Linked DNA regions of Mus musculus: all the other regions are linked to region 5. Evidence: chromatin loops called from intact Hi-C (ENCODE). Cell type or tissue: left cerebral cortex. All regions are shown on one strand. Each heading gives the region's core, and the rest is flanking DNA. Links, peaks and the distances in the headings are about the cores only. Region 1 has its middle 8.1 kb from the start of Akirin1. Region 2 overlaps Macf1 (microtubule-actin crosslinking factor 1). Region 3 holds the start of Akirin1 (akirin 1). Region 4 has its middle 12 kb from the start of Gm22154. Region 5 overlaps Gm40240 (a long non-coding RNA gene). Region 6 overlaps Rhbdl2 (rhomboid like 2).

Region 1 (4,910 bases), core at 643-4,642, 140 kb after region 5:
ACAAACAAACAAACCCACAGAAAATCCAAAGAAGTTTTCAAAAGAAAGAAAAGGAGGTGAGGAAGATTTGGGGCCCAGGTTTATCATTTACAGCAGCTTTCTTTCTGGAACACTAGCCAGGCTTTTGAGGTGACCTTAGTGACCTAATCACCTTCCATTGAGCCCTGTCTCTTCCACCATCTGCACACCATCATCATGTGTCAAGCCGCTGAGCTTCTGTGGACTTGCAGGTGCCTCCTTGCACTTGACTGGCTGCATGTCCCTGTGCAAACTGTTTCTACTTCATAATCAACTGTTTCTAGGGCTCCTTCCTTGTTAGTGTTTCTCTTACATTGCCCACAACATCCAGGCATCTCAGGCTCCTGGAGACACTTAAATATGACCTACAGGCATTGAAGCAGTCTCTGATTTATTCATTTTTATTTTAGTATGGGTGTTTGCCTGCATATATATGTGTACCACATGCCTGGTACACATGGGAGGCCTGAAGAGGGTACCAGATTTCCTGGACCTGGAGTTATAGAAGGTTGTGGGACACCATTTGGGTCCCGGGGAGTGACAATGGGTCCTCTGAAAGAGCGCTGAACCATCTTTCGAGCCCAAGGCAGACTTTGTCAGTGACCAATAACAAGCCAGCAATTTTTGAAAACGGTGTGTGCTGAGCAGCAGCATCTGAAAGGGGCTGGCAGATAGCACAGTAGGGAGAATTGCTTGTTCCATGTACAAGCATGGGACTGTGAGTTCAATCCCAGAAGCCATGTTTAAGAAAAGTGAGGGGGGTGTAGTGGCATGCATGTGTAACCCCAGGGCTGGGAAAGGGGCAACGGCACGTTCCCTGGGGCTCACTGGCCATCCGGCATTGACTTCTTAGCAAATTCCAAGCCAGTGAGAGACCCTGTCTTAAAAAACAAGATGGAGACTGGGGAGATAATTTGGCAGTTGAGAGCACTTGCTGCTCTTTCAGAGGACCAGGACTTGATTTCAGCACCTACATGGCAGATGAGAGCTTCCTGTAACTCCAATCCCAGGAGCCCTGACACCTGTTCTGGTCTCCTCAGGCACTGCACATGCATGGTGCATAGACATAAATGTGGGCTGGACATCCATACATATAAAACAAATTAGTTTTTAGCCAAGCATGGTGGTGTACACCCTTAATCCCAGCACTCAGGAGGCAGAGCCAGGTGGATTTCTGAGTTGAAGGCCAGCCACCGGTCTACAGAGTAAGTTCCAGGACAGACAGCCAAGGCTACACAGAGAAACTCTGTCAAAAAAATAAAAATAAAATTTAATAAAATAGAATAAAGAATAAAAAGGAAATTAATTAATTAAAAATTTAATTAAAAAAAAAGATAGGTGGCTGACACCTGAGGAAAAACACTTGAAGTTGAACTCTGTCCTCCATAAAAGAGCATGCAATTATGGGTTGGGTGGCACACACTTTTAATTCTAGCAGTTGGCATGAGAGGCAGTTGGAGCTCTATGAGTCCAAAGCCAGCCTGGTCTACATAGTGAGTTCCAGACTACTGAGGGCTACGTAATGAAAAAGAAATTAAAAAAAAAAAAAAAAAAAGAAAAAAGAAAAAGAAAGAAAAAAGAAAAGAAAAAGTGTAGAAAAGCTGGGGAGTGAGAATAAAAGGAAAATTATACGAATATTAGTGTCAGCACTGTGCAAAAACATTCTTGCCCAGTTTGTAACCTAAGCAGAGGTGATGGGGATGCAGTTCAATGGCAGAGCAGGTGCCCAGTGTGCACAGGTCTTAGGTTCAACCCCAGAATAAGGAAACGAATTATGGGTCATCCCAACTATCTGCGATACACCATCCAGTTATTTCTGACACTTAACTGGTAATACAGGTTCATTTTAGTTTTTTTTTTCAAATGTTATTATTATTTTGTGTGTATAAGTGTTTTGCCTACATGTAAGTTTGTGGTTCATGTGTGTGCTTGGTTCCAAAGGAGAACATCACGTCACCTGGAACTGGAGCTATACACATTTGTCAGCTGCCATTGTGTGCTGGGAATCGAACTCCGGTCCCCTGGAAGAGCAGCCAGTGAGCTACCTCTCCAGTTCTAGGTTCATTTTATAAGTGCCCCTCAGACAAGTTATGACTGCCCTGGGCTTGAATCAACACTTGCCTGGTCCCTTCATCTGAGTTTTAGCTACATCACTCGGCAATCTGGCAGAAGGGAGAGAGCTTGGTCCCCAGTGATGATAAAAACTGCTCCAGCAGCCACCAACAGCAGCAGAAGGGAAGAGGCACCCAACAGCTCAGCAGCCACAGAAGGAAGGCCCAAGGCACTGTGGCACCTAGTCCGATACTAGACTTCTGTACCCTGTAACAGAGGGAGATGGAGTGACCTCTGGTGGCCTAAGAAAAGCTCCGCTCCTATGCCAGGCTGAGTGCTGGGAAGTGTTGACTTTAACTGTAGACAACAGGGAGCAAACACTACTACCAGGTCATTCATTACGCTGCCTTTGCTCCATGCTTCTGGAACATTTATGACATTCAACAATCTACATTTTTCTTTTGCCTTTTTTCCCTCTCTTTTATTTATCATCATTTACTAACTCTATCCCTCCTCAAACATGACATAGAAGTCTGTATGTGGCTCAGTGGTAGGGCCATTGCCTCACAAGAAATCCCAAGCTTGGACCATTGAGATGGCTCAGCAAATAAAGACCCTTGCAACCAGGCCTGATTACCCGAATTCCATCTAGGGACCACATTGGGGAAGGAGAAAATTGACTACTGTAAACTGTCCTCTAACTTTAACATACCTGCTATGACATGAACATGCCCACTGACACACTTACATAAACAAATACAAAAATAAATAAATTTAACGTAATAAACCTTTTGAATTGTATTTTATCAAGTATTCCTCATTTACTTCTTTTGTTTTACATTATTACTTTCCATGTATTACATTGTTACTTTCTCTGTATTGTTACGAGTTCATATGTGTGTATGATGTGTCTGTAAGCGATGATGCAGTGCATACCACAGTCATGTGCAGAAGTCAGAGGACACATTTTAGGAATCCGTCCTCTCCTTCCTCCATGGATTCCAGAAATCAAATTCAAACAATCAGGCTTGCACAGCAAGCAATCTCACTCACTGAGCCATCTTACGTATTTATTATATATATATATATTTTTAAAGATTTATTTATTATATGTAAGTACACTGTAGCTGTCTTCAGACACACCAGAAGAGGGCGTCAGATCTCGTTACGGATGGTTGTGAGCCACCATGTGGTTGCTGGGATTTGAACTCTGGACCTTTTGGAAGAGCAGTCGGGTGCTCTTACCCACTGAGCCATCTCACCAGCCCTTATTATATTTATTATATATTTATAAAATGTTTTATTGCATGTAGCTGTCTTTTGCTCAGTGTATGGCTATTAAAAGTTCTTAAGTTGGGCTAGAGAGATGGCTCAGTGGTTAAGAGCATTGACTGCTCTTCCAGAGGTGCTGAGTTCAATTCTCAGCAACAACATGGTGGCTCACAACCATCTGTAATGGGATCCGATGCCCTCTTCTGGTGTGCCTGAAAACAGCTACAATGTACTTTATAAATAAAAATAAATAAATCTTTTTTAAAAAGTTAAGTTACGCCATTTATTATTACATCGTTAGTCTTAGTACTTTAGATTCCTCTTAAAATCAGTATTTCCTCTCTGACTCTCCCTGCATTTCATTACCATGTAGTCCTTGCTTACACCTTTATTTAACTTTTTTTAAAAGATTTATTTATTATTATATAAAAGTTCACTGTAGCTAATTTCAGACACACCAGAAGAGGGCATCAGATCTCAATATGGGTGGTTGTGAGCCACCATGTGATTACTGGGATTTGAACTCAGGACCTTCTGAAAAGCAGTCAGTGCTCTTACTCGCTGAGCTGTCTTGCCAGCCCCCTTTATTTAACTTAAAAAAAATTATTTTTAGGGCTGGAGAGATGGTTCAGTGGTTAAGAGCACTGACTGCTCTTCCAGAGGTCCTGAGTTCAATTCCCAGAAACCACCTGGTGGCTCACAACCATCTGTAATGGGATCTGACACTCTCTTCTGGTGTGTCTGAAGACAGTGACTGTGTACTCTATAAATAAAATAAATCTTAAAATATTTTTGGGCTGGAGAGATGGCTCAGTGGTTAAGAGCACTGACTGCTCCTCCAGAGGTCCTGAGTTCAAATCCCAGCAACCACATGGTGGCTCACAACCATCCGTAGTGGGATCCGATGCCCTCTTCTGGTGTGCCTGAAGACAGCTACAATGTACTCACATAAATAAAATAAATACATTTAAAAAAAATTTTTTAGCCAGGGATGGTGGCACACACCTTTAATCCCAGCACTTGGGAGACAGAGGCAGGTGGATCTCTGTGTTCAAGGCCAGCTTGGTCTACAGAGTGAGTTCCTGGACATCTAGGGCTACACAGAGAAAGTTAGTCTTGGGGAAAAAAAATGTGTATATGTGTGTGTTCATGCACATACACCTTGAACTTGGAGCTAGGCTTGTGGCCAGCAGATATCAGCCATTTTCCTGTCTCTACCAACCCCCCTTTCAATCACTGGGGTTACTGGCTCATGGGTGGCCACATCAGGCTTCATTTGTGGGTGATGAGAATCCACATTTAGAGCCTCATGTCTTTGCAGTATTTTTGCCAGCTGAGCCATCTCCTCCACTCTCACAGTCTATTGTTTTGTAATGTTTGAAACAAGGTCTCATGTACCCCAGGCTGGCTTCAAGCTCATTATGTAGCTGAGAATGAGCCAGAACTCTTGGTCCACCTGTCTCCACCTCCCAAGCGCTGGGATTACAAGTGTGTGCTGCCACATCCAGTTTGGTTTGAGACAGGGTCTATCTGTATATGCTGATCTATCTGTGTATTCTCAAACTTAA
Region 2 (4,910 bases), core at 354-4,353, 310 kb after region 5:
TGAGTTACATAGTAAGTTCCAGGGTAGTCTGGATTCTAGCGGAGATCTGGTCTCAGGTAGGTAGGTAGGTAGGTAGGTAGGTAGGTTGATAGATAGATAGAGATAGAAAGAAGTTGAATATGCTCGTGGTATGTGGTAGTATCTAGAAAATGAGAAAACATAACTTAAAAGAAAATGTCTCAATGTAACAGTACAATGAATATACACAAATGGGTTTGTAGTGGTTGGTTTTGTGTTAACTTGACACAAGCTAGAGTCATCAGAGAAGGAGTCTCAGCTGAGGAAATACCTCCATGAGATCTAGCTGTAGGGCATTTTCTCAATTAGTGATGGGGGTGGTGGTGGTGCCCAGCCCGTTGTGAGTGAGGCCATCCGTGGGCTGGTGGTCTTGGTTTCTATATGAAAACAGGCTGGGTAGGGCAACAGCTCCTGGCCTCCAGGTCCTGCCCTGTGTGAGTTCCTGTCCTGGCTTCCTCAGTGATGCACTGCAATGTGGAAGTGGGAACCCAATAAACCCTTTCCTCCCTGTCTTGCTTTTTGGTCGTGGTGTTTCATAATAGCAATAAAACCCTAACTAAGACAATTTTTGTTTGTTTGTTTCCCCAAAGCAGGTGTTTTTCTGTGTATCCCTAGCTGTCCCAAAGCTCACAGGGTGGCCTCAAACTTGGAGATCCGCCAGCTTCTGTCTCCTGAGTTCTGGAAGTGTGTATGCCACCACTACCCAGCTGAAATTGTTTTAAAAGTGAAAAACACTTCATATAATGTGAAAGTATTTGCAAATCATGTTTTTAGTAATGTGCCTATAATTAACACATATGAAGAAAACTTGTAATTCAACAGAAAGAAGATAATTCAATAAAAAACAGGCAGAGGATTGAGTAGCTGTTCTCCAAAGCAAATATACAAATAGCAAGTACAAAGTAAGCATATGAAAATTGTAAACATTACCAGGCCTTAAAGAAATGCAGATTAAGCCATGGTGAGATACACCAACTTCATATTCAGATTGCTATAGCAAGATTGTAAGCCTGGGTTTTTGTTTGTTTTTTTGTTTGTTTGTTTTGTTTTTAAAAGAGATTTATTTATTTGTTTGTATGTGTGTGCATGAGTAAGAGGTGTTTGTGGGGGCCAGCAAATAGATTTGAAAATAAGATGTCAGCTCCTGCTGGACCTGCAATTACCGTAGCTGTGAGCCACCTGATGTTATGAACCAAACTGGGGTCCTCTGGCAGGCAGAGCGGTGATTGCTCTTATCTCTCCAGCCCCGGGTTTACTTACCTTTATTTTCTGTGTATGTGCTTTGCCTGCATGTATGTATGTGCACCATGGGCATGCCTGGTACCCGAGGAAGCCAGAGAGGGACTTGGATCCCTTTGAACTGAAGTTACAGATGGCGTGAGCTGCTATGTGAACACTGGGAATCCAAACTCAGACCGTTGTGCCCAGAGCGTGGATCTTAAACCTGGGATCCTAGTATTTGGAAGTCAGAGGCAGGAAACTCATTGGAAATTTCAGATCAGACAGGGTTACAGAGACCATGTCTACAAAAACAAAACAAAAAAGTGCACATGGGAATAGGTAGAGAAACTGGAACCCTTATTTTGTTGATGGGAATATGAAATATTGCATCTGCTTTAGGAACTTAGCAGTTCTAAAAATATATCCAGGAGAATTGAAAACATACTTTCACAGAAAGGCTTTATAAAGATGTTAATGGCTCAACATGTGTAACAGTGTATACAACCGAATATCCACCAGCTGATGAGTAGATTAAACAAAATGTAGCCATACACTAGAATATATCTTGTTGAACAAAATGCCGATCAGTAGAAGCATGGGCCTACCTTGAGAAGTACATGAGTTTGATTCCATTTATACAGAATAGGCAAACCCCCAGAGACAGTACCTAGGTTCCTGGCTGCTAGAAGCCAGAGGGTCGGGGGGACTGAAAGTGACTGCTGATAAGATGTATGGTTTCTTTTTAGGGATAATGAAATGTCCTACAATTAGATGGTTGCACGATTTTGTGAATATACTAAAATCCTCTGAATTGTAGACTATAAAAATGGTGACTGGTACAGTGTGTTAATTCTCAAAGAAGTTACTGTTAAAAATATTAGAGTAGAGCTGTCATTGCATGGCTCAGCTGGTTCAAGTACCTGCTGCCAAGCCTGATGACTGGAGTTTGATCCCTGGAACCCACACAGTGGAGGGAAAGAACATCTGACCTCCACGTCCATCCCCCCACCACACAAGGAATAAATAAATACATGTAAATTAAGTAAAATTAAAAAAAAAAAACCACCCTGAGGGTGATTTGTACGTCTGAATAGCATTCTGTCAGTTTTTACCTTGCACACTAGGCTACCCTGAATCCTGTAGCTGGAGTGTGGCTATCTTGAGCCCTGGGCAGCGCTGCTACCCGAAACAGGTTTGTAACCATTTACTAAGAGTTACAAGTAAGTTGGTTACAAGTAAGGTGGCATTTTGTAAGCTAAACACTCTGGGGCTGACGTTTTCCTCCCTCCAAGTAACAATGCCCTATTCAACTTCTTACTTCATTCTTTCAACATTTTGTCCCACTGTCGGAGCCAGCTTGGATACTGGTTCCCAGCCACATTCCTAGCTCCAGCAAGAACCACCTCATCCATGAGCTTTCTCTGAAGCATTCTTTCCTGGGTGGTGTGTAAATAAGGTCTGGAAGGGCCTCTGGGTGGCGCCTTCTCCCAGAACACCACTCCAAAAGAATGGCATGCCACAGGCTCCAGCCTGTGTTGGCAGGAAAAGGTGACTCATTTTCATCAAAGGAATTTCAAAGAAAATATAATGACAGGATGATGTCAGAGGAACAGGTGGAGACAGGAACTGTGATTGAGTGTTGAATAGAATGGTTGCCTGGGCAGTGAGAATGATTGACTGGCATAGATCACAGGAAACATCATCACCTGTTTTTTAGTTACCTTCTCAGAAATTCTCGTGTGGGCAGTGTTGTTCATGAGCCCTCAGAGCATGTGGTCGAGTCTGTGCTTGCCTTGGGTGTATCTACCATTGGCCCACAACATCCTGGGCCAGTCATGGACTTTGTTAACTAATGTGCTGTGATCTCATGTGGTTTCTTTCACTCCACACGGCATCCTTCTCTGGCTAGTCAGGTCTGTTTCTGGTAATTGAGTCTCACAGACTTTTTGCTGCTGACCTAGAGGTGCGGCATTTTCTTTAACATAAATACAGGGATTTGCCATGACATCAAAAGCCAGGAGTGCTACCTTATTGCCCAAAGAATTCTGGTTCCCTCCACTGGTTTGAAAAGTTTGATCTTTGGGTTCCCTAACCTAAGTCTTCCCACCCCCACCTTTTTTTTTTTTTGAGTAGAGCGCCCTCCAGTGGTTAACACTGATAAAGCTATTAAAAAGTATGAGTTTTGATACTTTTCATATTGTCAAAGCACTAAAGTTGGTTAAGTACTCAGACTCTTACTTCTATTAGGATTATAAGAGTATGTTCCTAGTCCCCACTATGTTTATATGATTGTACAGTTAGAGGTTAAATCAGTTTACATGACAAGAAAGAACTATTTATTATCTTGTTTGAATTCCAGGCCTCTTAAGGAAGGTCTTGAGGCGATGCTCAGCAGTATTAACTGCTGTTATTTGTTCATCAGAAGGTGCATAGACATAGAGACTTAGGCTGCATGGACTATTCCCAAACTAGAAGATATTACTTCTCCTGAAGATATATCATAAGCAAGACAAAATGTCGAAAAATGCAATTTGAAAGCAAGAGGAGAAAATGTTGCTTGTTTCCTGATAATGTCTTCACACCTGGTGTCTCCTGGCTGGTCAGTCATGAGCTCTACTTTTAGACAGAACTAGTGAGTGCGCTGTGAGTTGAAAACTGGTCACTGGAGTTGAAGGAAGTGAGTCAGGAGAGTGCATCAGGTAGCTGACAGAGAAGGTGCTGACTTCCTGGCCTAGCAATGGTCTCCTCCTTGCCCCCAGCACTTCTCCCTCCTCTCTGTGTGAAAGAACAGATGGTTAACAGAGCTTTAACCTGCAGCGCCAAAGGTCTCAGGGAGAAGTGCTCCCTAGGGTATGTTTAGTTTGGCAGCTCCCAAAGGTAATTGTTGTGATGAAGTTTACGAAGTTATCATTTGACTAACCAGGTCAGATGCATCTGAGCAGAAGTAGTTTGGAACCTCACATGTTCTTGTACCTGGCATCCTTCCCCCTAAAGGACTTTAATGCAGAGGTGGAACATTGACTGGTAATGGAAAACATACTGAGACCCCAGATAATAAAAAGAAAAACCTTAAAAAGTATTTGCTTGGGCTGAAGAGATGGCTCAGCGGTTAAGAGCACTGACTGCTCTTCTGAAGGTCCTGAGTTCAATTCCCAGCAACCACATGGTGGCTCACAACCATCTGTAATGGGAGCTGACGCCCTCTTCTGGTGTGTCTGAAGACAGTGACAGTGTACTTACATAATCAATCAATCAATCTTTGGGCTAGAGCTAAAAGAAAAAGTGTGTGAAGACAGCAACAGTGTATTTACATATAATAAATAAATCTTAAAAAAAAGTATTTGTTCATCTATTCCCTAGTTTTATCACTTTTGTTGATATTCTTCATTTCTGTAGGCTAGCTGGGATTTCTGTATTCCTATAGTCACTTTTCTGACATTTCCAGAAATGTAGATGACCAAAATTCAGAAGAAGTGAATACTCTGTTTCTCCTAGCACCCCATTCAGAAGCTTTATTCTAAAATACTTGTACATTCTTTCCTTTCCACTCTCTTTCTCAATTAGCTTCTCCATTTAGAATGTCAGCTCTTGTTTCAGATTCTTAAAAATCCTCCAGACAATTCCAGGCCTGGCCTCACATGTACAGCTTCTTCTGACTTCTCCAGCAGGCA
Region 3 (4,910 bases), core at 293-4,292, 150 kb after region 5:
GATGAATAAAGGCTTCCTTGTTATTCTCAAGGAATGTATGGTTTTGAAGCACAGTTAGACATATATTCAAATTACAGCTTCCTCCTTTAAAACACTAATATTCCAAGGCACACTCAATGTTTTAAAGGATCACAGAGTGACTACCAAAGCACGTAGCAAAACCCTACTAAGAGAGGTGTGTTTAAAATGACTACCCAAGGGACATACTTTTCAAGTCTTCTAATCGTTCACTTTGGATCTGTTTATACCACAAGAAAACAATTTACTTGATGCTCTTAGGTCCCCTTAAAAAATAACCATCGTGAAGTGGCTTTTCATGTCCTTGGCTTTTATTGAACATAGAAACAGCCATGCAAGCGGTCTTAAAGGCTTTATTACATCATTGTTTCCTAATAAAGTCATGACAGTCTACCTTTGGAATTAAAGTGATACACAAAATGATGGTCTGTGTCCTCTGGTGAACTGGTTCCATTCAGATAACACCTATTCATCATGACTATGGTTTCATTTTTCTTTAGCCTTCAAGAAGCTCAGAACTGAATTTTAAATTCAGTCATTTACCACCAAGATAATTGTGAGGTTTTTTTTTTTTAAAAAAAACTCTAATGTTTTATTTCTAGATTTTAGTTTAAACCACGTTACATCTATATTGACAATAAATGTGCTAAAATAAACTTAACATGGGTAATGTGCCTAGGGAGGCTTGAATCCCAATATGGCAAAACAAACAGAAAACCAGCAATTTGGTATGCTGTGCTGTCTTATATTTTACAGAAATAAATGTGAAAGTATATGACCTATGTTATGATCTTTAAAGAGTTTGTAGAAACGGAAGAGGACTCAGAGAAAAGCAACCAAAACGAACAGGAGGAGAAGGAAGAAGAGGCGGAGAAGGAGGAGGAAGATTGGAGATAGTATGCCTTTATTGTCTAACCCCAAGTGTGTTGAAGTACTGTGACAGCCATCTTGGCAATTAGAAATGAGTATCTAAAATTTGGACTGTTCTAGAAAAATCTGTTACAGAGATAATGTTAAAGCCAGATTACAGGAATCACAGCCACTAATATACAAATAATTACAGAAAGGCTTTGAATGTGGAGGTGTTGTTCTGATGACTCTATTGATGTATTTGAAAGCACTGGAGTTACTCCCCAGGAAAATTACAACCAGAGTTCCCTAAAGCAGAACCTCCCTGTTTTCTATTCATTTGCTGAATATCAAAAGCATTTTCCAGCCAACAGTACGGCAGAGAATCTCGATTGACCCGAGGAAGAACCAGTCTGAGTTGCCAAGTCGGATGAGGAAGCCAACTGCCAAATCAGCTATCAGGGGAAGTTCCTAACACCCTGGTATCACTTGGTTAGACAGTTTAAGCCAGTGAGTTTTCTGGTAGGATTGTTTTTTGTTTTTTTTTTTTTCCTTTTAATCCTTTTTTGCGTAACACATATCCATTTAGTGATCCGATTAATGGCCGGGTCATCTATCCCCAAAATACATTCATTTGTAACACACCTCCCCTTCCAATTTTGCCCATGATTGCACAGGGTTCGTGGATTAAATAAAGTCTATCCTTAGATAACCCGGTTATGTTTGTGAAGATTTCCTGGGACTCAAGACAAAATCCTTTGATAACCCTTTAGAATCACCTCTTTTATCGGTCACGCGGCCAAGGGAACCCCGGTCTCCCAGGGTCTCTCCCATCCCCCGCCCCCGAGGCCCCTGCCGCGCAGGTGCGAAAGACCTCCCAGGCCACTCCGGCAGAGAGCGTGAAGGGGGGGGCCCTGGGAGGGGCGGGGGCGGGGGTGTTGCTAGGCGACCACGCTCTCCGCCCAGACCGGCCTACTTCTTCCGCAGGGGGCGCCATGGGCCGAGCCCAGGCTCGCGGGCCTCCCGGATCGGCCCTTTTCCGACTTCTTCCCCTCTGCCGGGCGGTGGCGCACGCCCGTGACGTCACAGGAGGCGGGGCCAGCGCGGCTGCCGGGTGCCGGAGGCGCCATTGGAGCCGGCTTGGCTTGGGAGCCGTAGCTGAAGAGTTGGATCCAGGGCAGTCCTTGCTGCCGCGTCTGCGTCTGGTCTCTGGCCCTTCCGCGGGATGGCGTGCGGGGCGACACTGAAGCGGCCCATGGAGTTCGAGGCGGCGCTGCTGAGCCCCGGTTCCCCGAAGCGGCGACGCTGCGCCCCTCTGCCCGGCCCCACTCCGGGCCTCAGGCCCCCGGACGCCGAGCCGCCGCCGCTTCAGATGCAGACGCCGCCGGCGAGCCTCCAGCAGCCTGCCCCACCCGGCAGCGAGCGTCGTCTTCCAACTCCCGGTAACCTGCGCTGCTGCTGCGGACTTGGCAGGAAGCCAGGCCCGGGCGTGGGGGGCGGGGAGGGTGCGGGGGTCGTGGACACCGGCCGAGATCACCTCCGCACCCCATATCGGCCTTGGGAGAAAAAGGAACTGGGGTGCTGCTGGGCCCGGTTGCTTCCGGGGACGAGAGACATCCGGGAAGGGCAGTGACCCCACAGTGTCGGTTTTCGGGTTTCCTGGAGCTGGAGAGTCTGAGGGGTGGGCACCAAAATGAGGTGGGGATACCCCAGACCGCCGAAGGCTCTTGGTGTCCCTGAAGCCCCTCCTGCCTCCGCTTGTGCGGAACCTCCCGGGAGATCCAGTGGGCCATGGAAAATTGGATTCTGCTCACGAACCCAGCCATGAGTGGGGCGGGAGACGGATAGAGGGGAAGGGGCGTGAGCGTATGTAGCGCCGCAAGGTGCTTTTAGGAAGACTTGATTTCTAGAATTCTTTAGGGAGCAGAAGCCATGGAATGCAATTTCAACCAGACTATTTCTTAAGAGACGGACTGACCTTGTTTTATCGTGTGGCTATTGTCTTGTTTCGGGTATGGCTTGAAGTGGGTAGTTGGTTGGCTAGTATTTGAGAATCCTTAAGTATACAGAGATTCTGTACTCAAAATTCAAATATCTAATACAGTGACTCGACTTGAGTAAGGCACTTCGTTTTAGACAAGGCAAAAAGAAGGACTCATGGGGCAGTAAAGATGCCTATCATATTGCAGTAGGAGGAGGGAACGCGCTTCAGCACCCATATTCAGCAAATTAGAGGGATCCCAGAAATAATCCCTCAAAAGTGGATTTGGCCAAGTTGTTTCTTTGTTTTCTTCTTATTGTTGTTCCTCAAGCATTAGGAAAACCTGCAGTCCCTTTAAATCATTTTTCCCCCTTACATCTTGCAGTCTCTAGTGCCTCTAGTTTTCATTTCCTCCTTCCTGTGCTTAGCCCCTCAAGGATACTGCTGCCACCAGCAGTCCTCTCGAGCTTTACCTGTGTTCACGTCGTCGTATCATCCATTTCCTTTAACTGTGGCTCTGCTCTTTCCACTAGACCTGCTTTCTCCATCTTTTCCTTGAGGTTGTTAATCTGAATAGTCTTTCACTTTGCTGTTTTGTGACAGTGTCTCACTCTCTAGACTGGCCTGGAACCCACAGTGTGGTCCAGGCCTGTCTTGAACTCAGCAGCCCTCCTGCCCCAGCCTCACAAGTGACTGGAATTACAGACTTGTAACCCATCACGGCTGATTCCAAGAATCATTTCTAAATAGAGTCTTGCATCCATTACCTAGTCTGACCCACAATGCAATCTTTTCAATTTAAATTCCCTGGTGACTTAATGTTATATATAGCCTCACCCACAGAATGACTGAACAGTTGGAAGATTTTTTTTTTTTTTTTTTGCTTGTTTGTTTTTATGAAGGGCCCCAAAAGCAGGGGCAGGCAAGGCTGAGGCAGGAAGATCAAGTGAACCTAAAAATTCTACACCAGCCAGAGCCTCATAGGAAGACCCCCATTTCAAAAAGGCAGAGGCATAAATGTCTGTTGAAACAAAAATTTTATTTCCTCAGTACTTAATTTTCTATACCATTTGTGTAGTGGTCCAGCTGAGCACAGTTGTTTAGTGATCATTTTAAAATGTGTTCAGAGACTGAGTATGGCAGAGTCCTGTAATGAGGTCGTCTTTGTTGTTGGGCATGCTGACTCTGAAAACCAGAACCTCAGTTTGCTCTGGGGAACTAAATGCCCTGAGCTCAGTTACTTTTTTTTTTTTTTTTTCTTTTTTTGGTTTTTCGAGACAGGGTTTCTCTGTGTAGCCCTGGCTGTCCTGGAACTCACTCTGTAGACCAGGCTGGCCTCGAACTCAGAAATCCACCTGCCTCTGCCTCCCGAGTGCTGGGATTAAAGACGTGTGCCACCACGCCCAGCTCAGTTATATTTTTTAACTTTTTAATGTATTAAATACACCCCCAAACCTTGTTTCTTAATGCTTATTAGATTTTGGTTCTGTCAGTCATGAAAGAAACATGAAGAATTAATCTATTACTTAATGTTTTAGCTTAGGTAGAACATGTCCTCTGGATTCAAGGATAAAATAGAGATGTTGCTAGTTGCTCTACAAATAGACTAAGTGGGTTTGGCGACCCATACTCTCCACACTTGAGAGGCAGAATTGCTACAAGCTTAGGGCCAGCCTGGTCTATAGAATGAATTCCAAGCTACCCAGGGCTATCTCAATATACCAAATAACAATGGTGTCATCTAAGGGGGAATTTAGTTAATAATGGGATTTTATTTTCCTTCTCCTCTTCCTCCCTTTTTTTGTGGGTGGGTTGGGGGGAGACATAACCCAAGCTGGATTTGAGAAGTTCAGTAGACAACTAAGGATGACCTTGAACTCTGGTTTTGAGGCATGCATTGCCTGGTTTAGAGTCAGTCTGACTTTGAGTAGCTTCCCACTTGTTATTGCCACGTAGCCAAGCTTGAGTTTGAACTCCTGTTCTTCCTACCCTTACCTCCTGTATGCTGAGTGGAATAACAGACTCCTATTTCCATGCCTGCCTTAGGGCTGAGTTTGGGGAG
Region 4 (4,910 bases), core at 615-4,614, 590 kb after region 5:
ACAGAGGTGCCCCTGCCCACTTTTGATTTCTTGCACTGAGCACTTGGTTGTCTCCCTAAGGTCTCAGCAGCAGGAGGGACAGGACTGTCCCAGCTGCCACCGCTGGGACCTAGCTAGAGGTCACTACAAAAACCAAAGTTTATTTATCAAAAACAAAAAACAGAAACTGTCCAGGAGCCCTAGATGGCCTAAAACAGGTTGTGGCAGCCCATGTCTGGGAGAGCCAGTGGCTAGGCACAGCTGCTCATGGTAAGGAGGAGACACCTGTGCTGTCTCCCAGGCCCCTGTCACACCTAAGAAAGTGTCCAGAGCAAGACAGGCCAGGCAGCATTTCAGAGAAACTGTTTTTGAACAAGCTGAAGGGTTCAGGCTATTTTTTTTTTTTTTTTCGAGACAGGGTTTCTCTGTGTAGCCCTGGCTGTCCTGGAACTCACTTTGTAGGCCAGGCTGGCCTCGAACTCAGAAATCTGCCTGCCTCTGCCTCCCAAGTGCTGGGATTAAAGGTGTGCGTCACAACTCCCGGGTTGGGTTCAGACCATATGAGCTTGCTTTACACTGGTACGGTAAAGCTACCTCCTCCTCCTCCTGAATTCTCAGGGTCAAAAGCAGAGGTGAACAGAGAGAGCACAGCCTCCTCCACTGTCCTCCCTCCAGGCAGCGACGACCATCTGCTTCTGCTTCTTATTCTTGCCGCTCTGGGCCTTTGCAGGTAGAGCAGTGAGGTCAGGGGTGACAGAGAAGGAACACAGGAAAAGCTGACTCAGGGACTCTCCCCTCCCACCTGGAACCTGACTACAGAATGCCTTCTCCAGAGCCTGCACAAGGATTCCAGCTAGGGCAGGGGCAGGCGGCGGGCGTCCTCCATCTGCTACAAGACTTCAGACTGTTCCAAACACCTGCGCCCACCATCAAGCCGGCCTGCTTTTCCCAAGCCGGGAAGAACTGGAAGCCACGGGTGCCTGGGCCAAGTTGGCCTTCGAGGGGCTTGGGGGAAACGAACATGGGCTCCCTGCACTCTGCTCCCAGCCCTTGAAGTGTGTCAGTGCAAACTGTCTACAGCAGCTGAAGGTTGGCTCAGCCTCTGGGGTGCATTAGCCTCATAGATGTGGTAGCTGGTCCTTCCTCACGGGTGAACCAGGTTAATGAGGGTTCTTTTGATCTTTTAACACTGGCTTCTCTTCTCATTTATTTAGCAAAATACTAGCTGTGTGGTAATGAGAACTCCTGTCGAGGTCCCACCCCTGGGGGAACTCATAACCTAGTGGGAACGAGTGGCCCCAGTGATGATTGTAGAGAGCCTGCGGTTTTCTCACCGCAAGCATGAGGACTGGAGTTTGAGTGCCCAGCACCCATGCCTGTAGCCTCAGCACTGGGGGACGGGGAGATGGGCAGCTCCAAGAGATTGCTGCCCAGGCAGCCTGGCTGAAACGTTGAGCTTCCAGTTCAGTGAGAGACGCCGCCCAAGACACCAGCCGTCCTTCTCTGGCTCAGGAAGCTGGGGGCGGGGGGGGGGGGGTCAGACTATGAGACCATTCTCAGCTACATAGTGAGTTTGAAACCAGCCTGTGCTACATAAGACTGTCTCAACAACCAAAAGAAAGTGAATTTAAGATGTGGAAGTCTGGCCAGATGGCCCAGAGGATAAAAACACTTGCTGAACAAGCCTGGCGACCTGAGTACTATGCTGGCACCCATATAAAGGTGACAGGAAAGAACCAACTCCAGAGTTGTGCTCTGACCTCCACATAGGCATCATGACACATCACACACACACACACACACACACACACACACACACTTGTATGCAATTCTGCTCTAATTGGAGACAGAAAGAGTACCTTGGAGGATTGTGTGGTAAGGGTGGGAGGGTGGAGAGCCAGCTGGGCCCAGATGAATGCCAAGAAAGAGCCCCAGGACCCTGGGCAGCATGCTGGCTGGCTAGGAGGTAGTGTCTACTAAACAGGAAGTGGGAAGGAAGTATGGAGGAGGACTGGGGTGGCTTTGATCTGAGACGTCTAAAGGGCCTGTGTAGGAGCCACTGAACACCACAGGCAGACAGACAGCTGGACAAGTGCAGGAAAGCATAGCGCCATCAGATGGAAGACTCACTGAGAGACAAGTTCAACATAGAAGTGGGACAACGTAGAAGTTATGGGACAGGACAGAGGCTCTCAGCAGAGTAGTACTGCCATCTAGAGGCTACTTGGAAAACTGCAAGTATATCATAATCTGGCCTAACTACAAAGCTTGACCTTGCCTTAAAAACCAGTCAACCAGCCAGTGGATTTCTGAGTTCGAGGCCAGTCTGGTCTACAGAGTGAGTTCCAGGACAGCCAGGGCTACACAGAGAAACCCTGTCTCGAAAACCAAAACAAACAAACAAATAAATAAATAAACCAGTCAACCAAAAAACAAAACCAGGAATGGAGGCAGATAATTATAGCCCCAGAAATTAGGAGATAGAGGTGGGATAATCAGGAGTTCAAGGTTATTCTCTGTTTCAGAGTGAGTTTCCAACCAGCCTGGGCTATATAAAATCATGTCTCAAACAAACAAACAAACAAACAAACAAAAACAATAGCTAGGGGGCGATACCCTTAATCTCAGCACTTTGCAGACAGATCTCTGTGAGTTCAAGGCCATCCTAGTCTACATCCAGAGATACACAGTAGGTCTTAAAAAATGATAACAAAATTTAATTACAAGCTGGTGGTAGCTCACAACTTTAATCTCAGCACTTGAGAGGCAGAGGCAGACAGATCTCTGAGTTTGAGGCCAGCCTGATCTACAGAGTGAATTCTAGGATAGTCAGGCTACACAGAGAAACCCTATCTCAAAACAACCAAATCAAAAAAAAAAGTTTTATTGGGCTGGAGAGATGACTCAGCAGTTAAGAGCACTGGCTGCTCTTCTGGAGGTCCAGAGTTCAGTTCCCAGCAACCACTATGATGTACTCATACACATAAAATAAATAAAATATTAAAAAAAAACTTTTAAAAATCCTGTTTTTAATGTAATAAAACTTTTTTTAAAAAAAGATTTATCTACTTATTTATGTATGTGATTACACTGTTGCTGTCTTCAGACACACCAGAAGAGGGCATTGGATCCCCATTACAGATGGTTGTGAGCCACCATGTAGTTGCTGGGAATTGAACTCAGGACCTCTGGAAGAGCAGACAGTGCTCTTAACCACTGAGCCATCTCTCCAGTCCCTAAAAACAAGTCTTTACACAGCAAAAGTACATTATAAACAAAGTAAAATAAAAACTACAGCCTGATAAACCAAGAGAAATATCTGTATGCCTCAGATATCACACAATATTTAATACACAAAGACACACAGGATCTAGGATTAAACATTTAGCTCCGTTGGTGGTGCATCTGTGTATACAGCATGCCTGGTGGCTTTAGTGCCCAGCTCCAACATGGGCACTAAACTGTTAAGCTGGAAAGGGGCTGGAGAGATGGGTCAGCAGGTAAGAGCATATAACGTTCTTGCTGAGGATTGAGTTTGATTCTCAGTACCCATATCAGATGGCTCAGAACCACCTGTAACCCCAGTGGTGCTGGGATTGGATACCACTGGCCTGTGGAGGCATCTGCACTCACTTGCTTACACACACAAACACACACACACACACACACACACAGTATCAAATAAAATAAAAAGTTTTAAATGCTTTAAAGATGGTGGTGGCACACTGCCGTAGGTAGGGTTTTATTACTGTGAAGAGACACCATGACCAAGGCAGCTCATAAAAAGGAAAACAATTCTTTGGGACTGGCTTATAGATCCATTATCATCATGGCTGGAAGCATGGCAGCATGCAGGCAGATGTGGTGCTGGAGGAGACACTGGACTCTACACTGGGCAGAGCTTGAGCATAGGAGACTGCAAAGCCCTCCCCCACAGTGACACACTTCCTCCAAGGCCATACCTACTCTAACAAGGCCATGGCTCCTAATAGTGCCACTCCCCATGGGCATTCAAATACATGAGTCTTTGGGGGTCAAACCTGTTCAAACCACCACATATACCTAAAATACTTGAGAGGCTGGGGCAGGAGGATTCCTGCTAGTTTGGGACCAATTAATCTACACAGTGAGTACCAAAAGCAGAGTAAAGTTATAGCATGTAACCCCAGCTCCAGAGGCGCGGACGCCCTCTTCTGGCCTCCTCGGCACCCACACTCACTAACATGTATACACACAGCACAGATAACTAAAAATAAATCTTTTTGTTTGAGATAGGGTCTATGTATCCCTGGCTGACTTGGAACTCACTATGTAGACCAAACTGGTCTCAAAATGAGATCCACCTGCCTCTTCCTCTAGATGCTGGGATTAAAAGCATGGACCACTATAGCCTGTGTCTTTGCAGTAATTTGATCCAGTAATTCTAATTCTAGGAATTTACCCTGAAGACTGCTGTAGGATGTGTTATGACCTCCCTCTGATTTATTATCAAATCAGCTGCAAGAGTCAATCACCTTCAATCTGGAGCGGACTTGGAAGATCATTTCAAGGCCACCCTCATGAAGATTAACTCTCTCTCTCTCTCTCTCTCTCTCACACACACACACACACACACACACACACACACACACACCATTTGTATGCAATTCTGCCCTAATTGCATGTGGCTTGTGGACTCAGGGTCTCAGGAGTTGGGGAGCTTGGGAAAAGTGGTTATCAGAGGGGAGGGGGACACTCCACCTCTATGGCTGTGGGGAAACCATCCATTCTTGTTATGTTCTCTCTTGCAGCTGTCTGAGGCCACCTCATGTCAGTAATGCATCACCTATGCCCTGTAAGGAAGCCTGATAAACTCACTGGGTGACAGCTAGAATCCTATGTCCAGCTGGTATCAGGAGCTTCTCGGGGGAGTTCTGGCTAAATATACCTCT
Region 5 (4,910 bases), core at 597-4,596:
CTGCTGAAGGCTACTGAGATATCTCCATTCTGGCCTACTGCAGGCATTCACTTATTTTAGATGGTGGGTCCCCTGGAAGGAGTGTATCGCTGCTGCAAGCTTCTAAGATGTTTCCATCCCGGCCTGCTGTGGGCAGTCCCTGTTATGGTATGTTGTCCCCGACACATTATAAATCGTAAATTCTTTTATCAGCAAGACTAAGAACCTGCAAAAGGGAACCCTGATAACTAGTAATATGTCTTGCTCAATTCTTTGGGATACAATCTGGATGTCACATGAAGGACAACTCAAGACCCCCATCCAGTTATATCAGCCTTTTATTATACTTACTGACTTTTGCACAGAGTATCATGATGAAAACCCAAAAAGTGGTATTTGAAACGAAGACATTGACATTATTTAAGTAATAGTAGCACAAGATAATGTATTATCAGTTCTGGATTTTTTTTTTTTTTTGAGTGGAAGGGGAGGTTGAGATAGCCCAGGTCTATAGCCCTAGAACTGGCCTCAAACTCCCAGAGATCCACCTGCCTCTGCCTCCCAAGTGCTGGGATTAAAGGCTTGCACTGCCACTGCCCGGCTTCTTTGGCCTTTTTATACCTTCTTAGACAAAAGTTCCTAGAAAATTACCTCAGAAAGAAATGTTACATAAAATGGGAGTTACAGAAGGATGTTGATATTAAGTTCAAAGCAGTGTTGCATTCTATATGCTCATTATACATTTAAAGCAACAGTTTCACATGGCCTTGCCTTATCATAGTGCACACCTGTAGCTTTATCCATGGACCTAAATATTTTTCCTTGAACATAAATTTGTCCCAAGACTATTCCTCTTTTTAGTGTAATTATGAAAGCTCACTATTTCTTATTATGTAGACTTTACTTGCTATTATGAGGAATTGGCACATTCTATTCTTGATTCTAACTTTATTACATCTTTCTAGCAAAGCAACTAAGTCCATTTCTAAAAACTTTCTTTCTAGAATTAATCAAATCAAGAATTCTATAAAATCATTCATTCATCTAAACAGCATTAATTCATGAAAGTTCATCTTTGTGTTGATCTGCAGAAAATCTGGTCAATAGGGTGGGCTAATGCCCAGGAACTATTATATTAATAATGACAGGAAAGGCATATCAGTTGCAGGAAGCAATCCTCTGGTGAAATCCCTTTGGGACCCGTACCTCACAGAGCTCACCCACCGCAGATGTGCAGAAGCAGCAGGTCACCTCCAGGAAGGCAACCTTAGCCTATCCTAGGTGGCTCCTGGCACCCAACCCTACAGCTCATTTTGCAGACAAAGGCCAAGAGGTGTCCTAGTTCATGTCCATAAAAAAATGACCAGAAAGCTAGAAGTAAGGTCCACCTATGCAGTGGTAAGACTTCCTAACATTTTAAAGAGCATACATTTTTTTTTAGGGTTTTTTTTTTTTTTTTGGAACTGGACTTTTTGAAATAGTAACACAGTTACTATTCTGTTGCCGTGATAAAATACCATGACCAGGTCATCTTATTTGTGGGAGGAGGTATTTGGGCTTACAGTTCCATAGGGATAAAAATCCATCCTGGTGGAGAAGCATGGTACCAAGCAGCAGCGAGAAGCTACGATTTCACACCCTCAGCTACAAGCGTGAGTCAAGAGAGTGAGCCGGAAGCATGCGATACCTCCAGTGGTACACTTCTACCAGCAAGGCTAGTCCACCTAAACCTCACCAGCAGCACGGCCGACTGGGACGCTCTCCTCAATCACAGCACAGTACCCATTAGTACTATACAGTGTGTCTATGCAGGAGGCGATTTTCTCCTGTTAGTTTCTTTTAATAAACAAAGCCTTGGATTCTCCTGCATCAACAGGTACAAATATGCTAGCCAAGCAGAACACACAGGTATTTTGATTGATAACTTACATCTAAAATGTACATAGTAAGTTCATTGCTTAGGAGAGCAACCCGAGCCTCTTTCCAAGCCAGGCATAGCAGCTTATATGTGCACTCTTCCTGCAGGAAGAAGATGAGGACTATTAGCTACATCTCTGTGGAGCTCATTTCGTTTACATATGTATGTTACTTCCAAATTTGCATTTTCAATGACAAAATTGCCAAATCCAGAACAGTTGTCCTACGAAAGGTGCTTTGAACCATCTTAAAGCTATAATGCCATTTCGCCAGCAGATGGCGCTTCGTAGGTTAGGGTAGGGATGCAGTGGGAGGGGAGTTTTTAAACCTGCTCTGAAAATATAAAATGCATTTAATGGAAGGAAAAATGATAATTATAATCTCAAAAAATTTAAAAAAACATGCAATTAGTGTTAAAGGTAAAATACAACCATTATTTGTAACAAGTCACTACAAATAAAGCAAATAAAAGATAAAACCTAGGTCGTAAAAAAATGTAAGCAGTTTGTATGAATGAATAAACAATTAAACACAAACTTTATTTCCTCCACTATTTCTTATTTCTTTTAGAACTACATAGCACAATGTTGAGGTAAATTTGAAGAAGAAGAGGAAGAGGAAGAGGAGGAGGAAGAGGAGGAGGAGGAAGAGGAAGAGGAGGAGAAGAGGAGGAGGAGGAGGAGGAGGAGGAGGAGGTGGTGGTGGTGGTGGTCTTGGTGTCATACACATTTAATCCCCACATTAGAAGGCAGGGGCAGACAGATCTCTGTGAGTGAGAGGCCAGCCTGGCCTACATAGCTCCAGAGAGTGTGACCCTGTCTCAAAAACAAACAAACAAACAAACAAACAAAAACGGTGATCAACTATGTCAAGATGAACAAACTTCTTGGTGCAAATAGATGAATACACAGAAATTTTGTAAGCAGCCATATCCACTGCTTCAAACGTTTCGTAAAGGTAAAATTGAGCACATTATTAGAAGAGCTTAGTAAGGGGGCACTTGGACTGACTGAGTATATCTCATTACAGGACTAATTATATTTAATAATTTATTAACAATTGTTCCTCCCATCTCCTCAGCTCATCTTTAGGCATACTGGTTTTCCTGAGGAGTGGTCTATGTGTAGCCCTGGCTGCCCTGGAACTTGCTGTAGAGACCAACCTAGCCTTGAACTCGAGATGCACCTGCCTCTGCCTGCCTAGTGCCAGGGTTAAAGGTGTCAACCACCATGCCCTGCTGTTTCCTGTCTCTTAAGCTCTCATGTATAATAAACTCAGGACTTCATGCCTTGATAGCAAGCACTCTTTGCCCACTGAGCCATCTGCCCAGGGCACATTTCTCAGTGTAGCCTCTAAAGAAACACTTGTTGCTCTCCTTTTAACCATCAAACTATTACAAGGAATTGGACTTTCCCCAGAAATTTCCTCAGAGAGGTTTGAAGCCTGGATCCAACAAGAAGAGAAACTTGTCTTGGGCAAAGGGATTTCTCACCTCTTGTCTGACTATCTTCCAAGAGACTGTGGCCAAGACAGTGATGAATCGGTCCGTAGCTTTCCCGGAACTGCTCAGATATGCATGATTCTGGCTCCTTACTTACACCTAAATCTCAGGTCAGGACCTGGAAGGTCACTGCGTCTCTTTGTCCTACTTCCCAGCACAGCCATATTGAGTAACCTTTTTCTAGTTTTCACTCTCAAGTCTGTCTTTAATTTGCTTCAGAGATGTGTTACTAAGCTTGGTTTGTTGGGCCACTAGGGCCCAAGCACTATCCTGATAGCTCCAAAAATAAGGTATACATCAAGAATAAACAGATGAGGGCTGGCGAGATGGCTCAGTGATGAAGAACCCTGGCTGCTCTTTTAGAGGACACAGGTTTGATTCCTGTAGCCCATGTGGTGACTCACAACCATCTGTAACTGGTTCCCACAGACACTGCAAGCATTTGGTACATTAACATACATGTAAGCAAAGCACCATTCACATAAAGATAGAATGAAGAAACTTTAAAGCAAAACTCTCCCAATGGCTACCTGGCATTTTTAATTGTCCTTTCCGGTACAATCCACCCTCTTGGCCATGACCTGTGAGCAGCTGCTCTCTCACACTGTAGGAGGATGGAGCTGCCTGTGACAGTGCCACCCATTCCTATCCAAGTGCTTGTGGGCGATAATCTCGGGATTTGTACCAGAGGAGTTTGCAAAGTACTCTACCAATTCCCGAGCAGACAGGGAGCATCTTCCACTTAGGACAACGCTGGACACTGCCTGCTGCAGCGCCCCGGCTTGGCTGCCTGCTGCAGCGACCCGGCGTGGCTGGTGTTGGCCTCCTCCACAGATAGTAATCACCAAGCTTCAACTGCCAGAGCGCTCAAGTCTGAGCCCTAAAGGCTTCAAAGTAGCTGCTCAGCCCAGACTCACTAGCCTGCACCTTTAGACTTCAGATGCTAATTTACACAACTGGGAATTCTCCATCTGCTCCGCCCAATCCTGCGTGCCCTACCTGTCCCCATCCTTCCTACGCCCCACCCCCATCCCACGAGCTAGCGTTTCACCGTTGGCGCTCACTTAAGCTCCTTCACGGGTACAGCAGCGGTTACTGGGGGGCCCTCTCAGTTTCTGGACGGAAGATATGGGCCCGGGACTGACCGGACTGACCGAAAGGAGCAAGAAAAACTAGACCTGATCAAATTGTGAACCAAAGAAAAGGCAACAACATATCAATAACCTTGTGTCTGAGGACTAACTGTAGCCAAATTCTTTAGAATAAATCAAAATGATTGATCTGAGGGTACAGAAGGGGCCTTAGTTGAGAGAGTTAAGGAAATCCCTATCGGGCATTCTTTCTTTCCTAGGAAACGGCTCCTAAGATGGCCACCAGTGACTCAAACGAAACTTGTAGGGTGGGGGGAGTTCCCTCTCAGTAGGACCTCTGGGGTCCTACAAGTTCATCCTCCAGGGACTTGAGGCTGCAACATTCACAGTGGTCTCTTCGAAAGGACAAACACAGATGAACA
Region 6 (4,910 bases), core at 270-4,269, 80 kb after region 5:
GGTGTTAGGATGATAAGCAGCATACACCCTGCTTCACTGCTGGATCCTAACAGTCATCTAAATCAGAAGTAATAGCCAGGGCTGAGCATGTAGCTCATGTAGAGTGGCTGCCTACTGTGTGCAAGGCTGTTTGATTCCCAGCACCGCTGCCTCCTTCCAAGTGATAACAATTCTGCCTAATCCTTGCCATAAACCTGACAGGACTAAGACCCTTTCCTACTTGCTGTATGAGGGGAGCGTGCTACCTTAGTGTTAAATGAGCAAAGACCTTAGAGTCATAGAGAACCTCCACCTCCCTCTATGACTATATGACTCAATGGGAGAGAGCAGGCTGATGAATGCCCTGGGCTCAATCTCCAGCAAAGGAAGGAAGGATGGGTTGGAGGGAGGGAGGGAGGGAGGGAGGGAGAGAGAGAGAGAGAAGAGAGAGAGAGAGAAGGAGGGATGGAGGAAGGGGAGGAGAGAGAGAAAGAGGGATGGAGGGAAGGATGGAAATGGGAAAGAAGGAAGAGGAAGAGGAGAGAGAACCACGATTCTGGCCACCATGGCTGGTACTGCACTCATGTGCATTCCAGCACACATATGAATAATTAAAAACAAATCTTTTAAATTTTTAACAAATCGGGTTGGAGAGATGGATCAGCAGTTAAGAGCACTGACTACTCTTCCAGAGGTCCTGAGTTCAATTCCCAGCAGCCACATGGTAGCTCCCAGCCATCTGTAATGGGATCTTATGCCCTCTTCTGGTGTGTCTGAAGACAGCTACAGTGTGCTCTTATAATTAAAATAAATAAATCTTTAAAAAAATTTTAACAAATCTAATCTAATCATCTGTTAAAATCATAATAGACCATGACCAAGTGTCCTCCCTGAAGCAACCTTGGTTTAACACTGGAAAGTCAGTCAATGTCATTCTCTACATCACAAATCAAAATAGAGAAATTATACAGAGAGACAAAATAAATTAATAGGAAGAGAGAGATGGGGGGGGGGTAGGGAGCTCTGGCGCAGCTCAGCTGGACAGTCTTGCCCAGCACACATGTATGCAGGTCTGGTGAGAGGCTTGAGGTGTCCTGAGCTCTCCGGGAGATTCTGAGCACCAGTCAGCTTTGGGATGCTGATCTGGAGGCAGACATCTTGGTCTTTAATGTGCTCCTGTGAATTTATAGAAAGAATTCTAATGGTCAGATCTGATCTGGCTCCAACACCCTGTCTGAGCAGTTTCTTCTGATGCTGACACTGTGGGTCAGTGGGCACACCTCACAGGTAGCCAGAGTTAAGGACCGTAGGGTGACATTGCCTATGGAAGAGTAGAGAGAAAAGGCAAAACCAGGGAAGGCAACACTGCCAGATAGACAAGGGTTTCAGCCTTCTTGCTGTCTTGGCTTTCTGTTGACCACTGTGAACTGCTAGGAACTTAGTCTGTTTGCTGAAGATGATTTCAATAGCAGGGGGAAGCATCGACCTGAATAGTAAGAGAAAGCTGCCAAAAGGCGCTGTCTGAAATCACTAGAGGATGCGAACCAATTGTTCACATTCTCTTCCGAAGGGCTTCTGCTCTGGTGCTGGCCAGAGCTGAGGCCACACACTGACATCAAGCTGTGAGCAGAGGGCGAATGTGTAATTGATGCAGGAGGCATGCAAGTTCACACCTCTGCATTCATGAGCAGGACAAAAAGATGCACAAAGAAACAGAGAAATGGGATCCCAAACAGTAGGTAGGTGTCTAATAAGGAACTAAGCTTTGTCACAAAGCCCTTTCAAAGCCCTCTGTTTCCTGTAGCTCAAGACTGCTTCCTGCTGTCCACACTGCTGCCACTGCACCCTACAAACCAGGCCCTCCAGGAATTCTCTCAGACAGTAGCTGACAAATACCTCCCATCAGCCAGCCAGAAAGAGGGGGGGAGGGGGAGGGGAAGGGAAGGGGAGGGGGAGGGGAGGGGGAGGAGGGGGAGGGGGAAGGAAGGAAGGAAGGAAGGGAGGGAGGGAGGGAGGGAGGAAGGAAGGAAGGAAGGAAGGAAGGAAGGAAGGAAGGAAGGAAGGAAGGAAGGAAGGGCAAGAAAAACAAGAACAAGAGGAAAAGAAGAGGAGGAGGAGGAAGAAGAGTAAACATAATTGAGTTGAACTGTAATCCCTAAACCACATACATGTTGACATCCAATTCCCGGGAACAATATTTGAAATCAGGAGATCTTATTTGAAATTAAGGCTTCACAGGAAAGGAATGTCAGCGTCAGATGTGGTGGCCTGTGTGGGATAATTTTATGTCAACTTGACACAAGTTAAAATCACCTGAGAAGAGGGAGCCTCAGTTAAGAAAATCTTCCCTAGCCAGGTGTGGTGGCACGCGCCTTTAATCCCAGCACTCGGGAGGCAGAGGCAGGGGGATTTCTGAGTTCAAGGCCAGCCTGGTCTACAAAGTGAGTTCCAGGACAGCCAGGGCTACACAGAGAAACCCTGTCTCGGGCTGGTGAGATGGCTCAGCAGGTAAGGGCACCCGACTGCTCTTCCAAAGGTCCTGAGTTCAAATCCCAGCAACCACATGGTGGCTCACAACCATCCATAACAAGATCTGACTCCCTCTTCTGGTGTGTCTGAAGACAGCTACAGTGTACTTACACATATCAATAAATAAATCTTTAAAAAAAAAAAAAAAAAAAAAGAAGTAGGGCCCAGCTCATTGTAGGTTGGGCCATCCCTGGGCTGTTATAAGAAAGCAGGCTGAGAAAGCCATGAGGAGCAAGTCAGTAAGCAGCACCCATCCCTCCATGGCCTCTGCATCAGCTCTGCCTCTGGGTTCTTTGAGTTCCTGTTGCCATGGCAATCGCCATACATTCCCAGTGTCCACCTGCCCTCACCTTCGAGTGCAGTTACATCACAGCCTCCCCCCCACCAAAAAAAAGAGGCAGAGCCCCCTAACCTTCTCTTTCTTTTCCTTATTCTTTGTCGCTCTCCTTCATCCCTCCCCACCCACCCCAATAAACCTCTTCCATGTTGGCCTGGTATGATCTGTCCAACGAGCCACCATTCTAACACAACAAACATCTGCTACCTTTGGTTTCCATCCTAAGAGCCCAAAAGTGTTTGTTCCGTGTTACCCTCAGATCACTGACCTGCAAGCACTCCTGCCAGGTACACCAGCCCCACTCGGAGGCCTTTGTGGACCATTTCCAAAGGAATACCCAGGACGATCTGCATAAGAAGATTCCCCACGATGTGCTGGACTCTGCAGAGACAAACACAGGTCAAATATCCAAGCAGCAAGCAGTTGTCATGGAAGACTTGCATGTCAACTTGATATCTCTGGTTAGAAACTTGCTAGAAATTTATTTGTTAGGGAGGGAGGGAGAAAGAGAGAGGGAGAGGGAAGAGGAAGAGGGAGAGAGAGAGAGAGGGAGAGAAGAGAGGGAGAGAGGGAGAGGGGGAGAAAGGGAGAGAGGGAGAGACAATGCCCCTATGGGAGCCTTTTGAGCTGCAAGTCACTCTGTGTGAGTCTTAGGATCAAAGCTGCAGTCCTCAGGATTGAGCAGCAAGCACTCCTAACCATGGAGCTATCTCTCCAACTCCTATATTCTAGTTTTTCAAAGAAGGCGACTCTTCTATTTTGCTATTGTTATTTTGTTGTTTTTTTCTCTTATCTGTTTTTATTGCTGTTGTTTTCAGCTTTGTTCTGTTATTTGTGTGTGTGTTGGGGGGTGGGGGGATTTGAGATTTCTCTGTGTAATAGCCCTAGCAGTCCTGGACTCGCTTTGTATATCAGGCTGGCCTTGAACTCACAGAGATTCACCTGCCTCCACCTCATAAGGGTTAGGATTAAAGGCATGTGCCACTATTCTGTTTTTAAACAAAATCATGCATGAATCTTCAATATGTAAAACACATAAAAGTATTTTAGAAATGGAGAGATGGCTCAGCAGTTAAGAGCACCGACTGCTCTTTCAGAGGACCTGAGTTCAAGTCCCAGCAACCACATGGTAGCTCACAACCATCTGTGATGGGATCTGATGCCCCCTTCTGGTGTGTCTAGAAGAGAGCAACAGTGTACTCACATTAAATGAATAAATAAATAAATAAATAAACAAACAAACAAACAAATAAATAGGAAGGAAGGAAGGAAGGAAGGAAGGAAGAAAGAAAGAAAGAAAGAAAGAAAGAAAGAAAGAAAGAAATGTAGAAATGTGTGCTGTAATTTCTACTTTACAACAGTGATTACAACATGAACAAAGACCAGCAAAGCTGATTTAAACAATTTAGTCAGGTGTGGTGGTGCACAACTTTAATCCCATTTCCTGGGAAGCAGAGGCAGATGAATTTCTGTGAGTTTGAAGCCAGCCTGGTCTACATACTTAGTTCCAGGCTACCTAGGCTATATAGTAAAACTCTGTTTCAAAAACACATTTTTTAAAATAATAATAATAAAGAACTTGAGGGCTGGGGATGTGTGGGAAGCCGCCCTCACATTCGCCGTTGCAAGATGGCGCTGACATCCTGTGTTCTAAGTGGTAAACAAATAATCTGCGCATGTGCCAAGGGTAGTTCTCCACTCCATGTGCTCTGCCTTCCCCGTGACGACAACTCGGCCGATGGGCTGCAGCCAATCAGGGAGTGACATGTCCTAGGCGGAGGATAATTCTCCTTAAAAGGGACGGGGTTTTGCCATTCTCTCTCTTGCTCGCTTGCACTCTTGCACTCTTGCTCTCTTGCTCTCTTGCTCTCTTGCTCTCTTGCTCTCTTGCACTCTTGCTCTCTTGCTCTCTGGCTCCTGAAGATGTAAGCAATAAAGCTTTGCCGCAGAAGATTCCGGTTTGCTGCGTTCTTCCTGGCCGGTCGCGAACGCGTGTAAGAGGGATGAAAGATCAGAAGGAAGGCGTAGGCCTTGGTGGCTTAGTACACATGACGCTCTGAGTTCT

The links. Peaks named below come from ENCODE experiments on the same cell type or tissue, not always from the same donor. Only the 100,000 strongest peaks of a DNase experiment are listed, where the experiment ranks them.
Region 1: it touches region 5 in a loop (4-fold over the local background); 21 of 42 quality-filtered maps call a loop at or near these places.
Region 2: it touches region 5 in a loop (3-fold over the local background); 8 of 42 quality-filtered maps call a loop at or near these places.
Region 3: it touches region 5 in a loop (5-fold over the local background); 17 of 42 quality-filtered maps call a loop at or near these places.
Region 4: a loop joins it to region 5, with 4 times the contacts of the local background. A loop is called at or near these places in 2 of 42 quality-filtered maps.
Region 6: a loop joins it to region 5, with 7 times the contacts of the local background. A loop is called at or near these places in 17 of 42 quality-filtered maps.

The regions. Positions count from the first base shown.
Region 1 is chr4:123,755,959-123,760,868 of GRCm38, reverse strand. No RefSeq gene overlaps it. Among named protein-coding and RNA genes, the nearest start is that of Akirin1, 8.1 kb to the right of the region's middle. In left cerebral cortex, for the core only: CTCF peaks have their summits at 2,362 (motif pointing left) and 3,594; a DNase peak (open chromatin) is centred at 2,335.
Region 2 is chr4:123,586,978-123,591,887 of GRCm38, reverse strand. The region is part of intron 1 of Macf1 (microtubule-actin crosslinking factor 1); the gene reads left to right. Among named protein-coding and RNA genes, the nearest start is that of Mir6398, 27 kb to the left of the region's middle. In left cerebral cortex, for the core only: CTCF peaks have their summits at 2,712, 3,403 (motif pointing left) and 4,247; a DNase peak (open chromatin) is centred at 2,707; H3K27ac peaks cover 745 bases.
Region 3 is chr4:123,747,347-123,752,256 of GRCm38, reverse strand. Akirin1 (akirin 1) reads left to right here and starts at 1,958. Exons shown (of 5, transcript NM_023423.3): 1 at 1,958-2,309. The coding sequence starts at 2,093. In left cerebral cortex, for the core only: CTCF peaks have their summits at 1,884 and 3,227; DNase peaks (open chromatin) are centred at 1,914, 2,625, 3,042, 3,415 and 1 more place; H3K4me3 peaks cover 2,781 bases; H3K27ac peaks cover 2,550 bases.
Region 4 is chr4:123,303,165-123,308,074 of GRCm38, reverse strand. No RefSeq gene overlaps it. Among named protein-coding and RNA genes, the nearest start is that of Gm22154, 12 kb to the right of the region's middle. In left cerebral cortex, for the core only: a CTCF peak has its summit at 2,187 (motif pointing left); DNase peaks (open chromatin) are centred at 862, 1,653 and 2,062.
Region 5 is chr4:123,896,150-123,901,059 of GRCm38, reverse strand. Gm40240 (a long non-coding RNA gene) reads left to right here. Exons shown (of 3, transcript XR_868100.2): 1 at 1-147; 2 at 2,467-2,488; 3 at 2,977-4,910. Among named protein-coding and RNA genes, the nearest start is that of Gm40240, 2.6 kb to the left of the region's middle. In left cerebral cortex, for the core only: a CTCF peak has its summit at 2,168 (motif pointing right); DNase peaks (open chromatin) are centred at 2,155, 3,837 and 4,006.
Region 6 is chr4:123,816,180-123,821,089 of GRCm38, reverse strand. Rhbdl2 (rhomboid like 2) reads right to left here. Exons shown (of 8, transcript NM_183163.2): 4 at 3,114-3,226. Among named protein-coding and RNA genes, the nearest start is that of Rhbdl2, 31 kb to the right of the region's middle. In left cerebral cortex, for the core only: a CTCF peak has its summit at 1,783; a DNase peak (open chromatin) is centred at 1,794.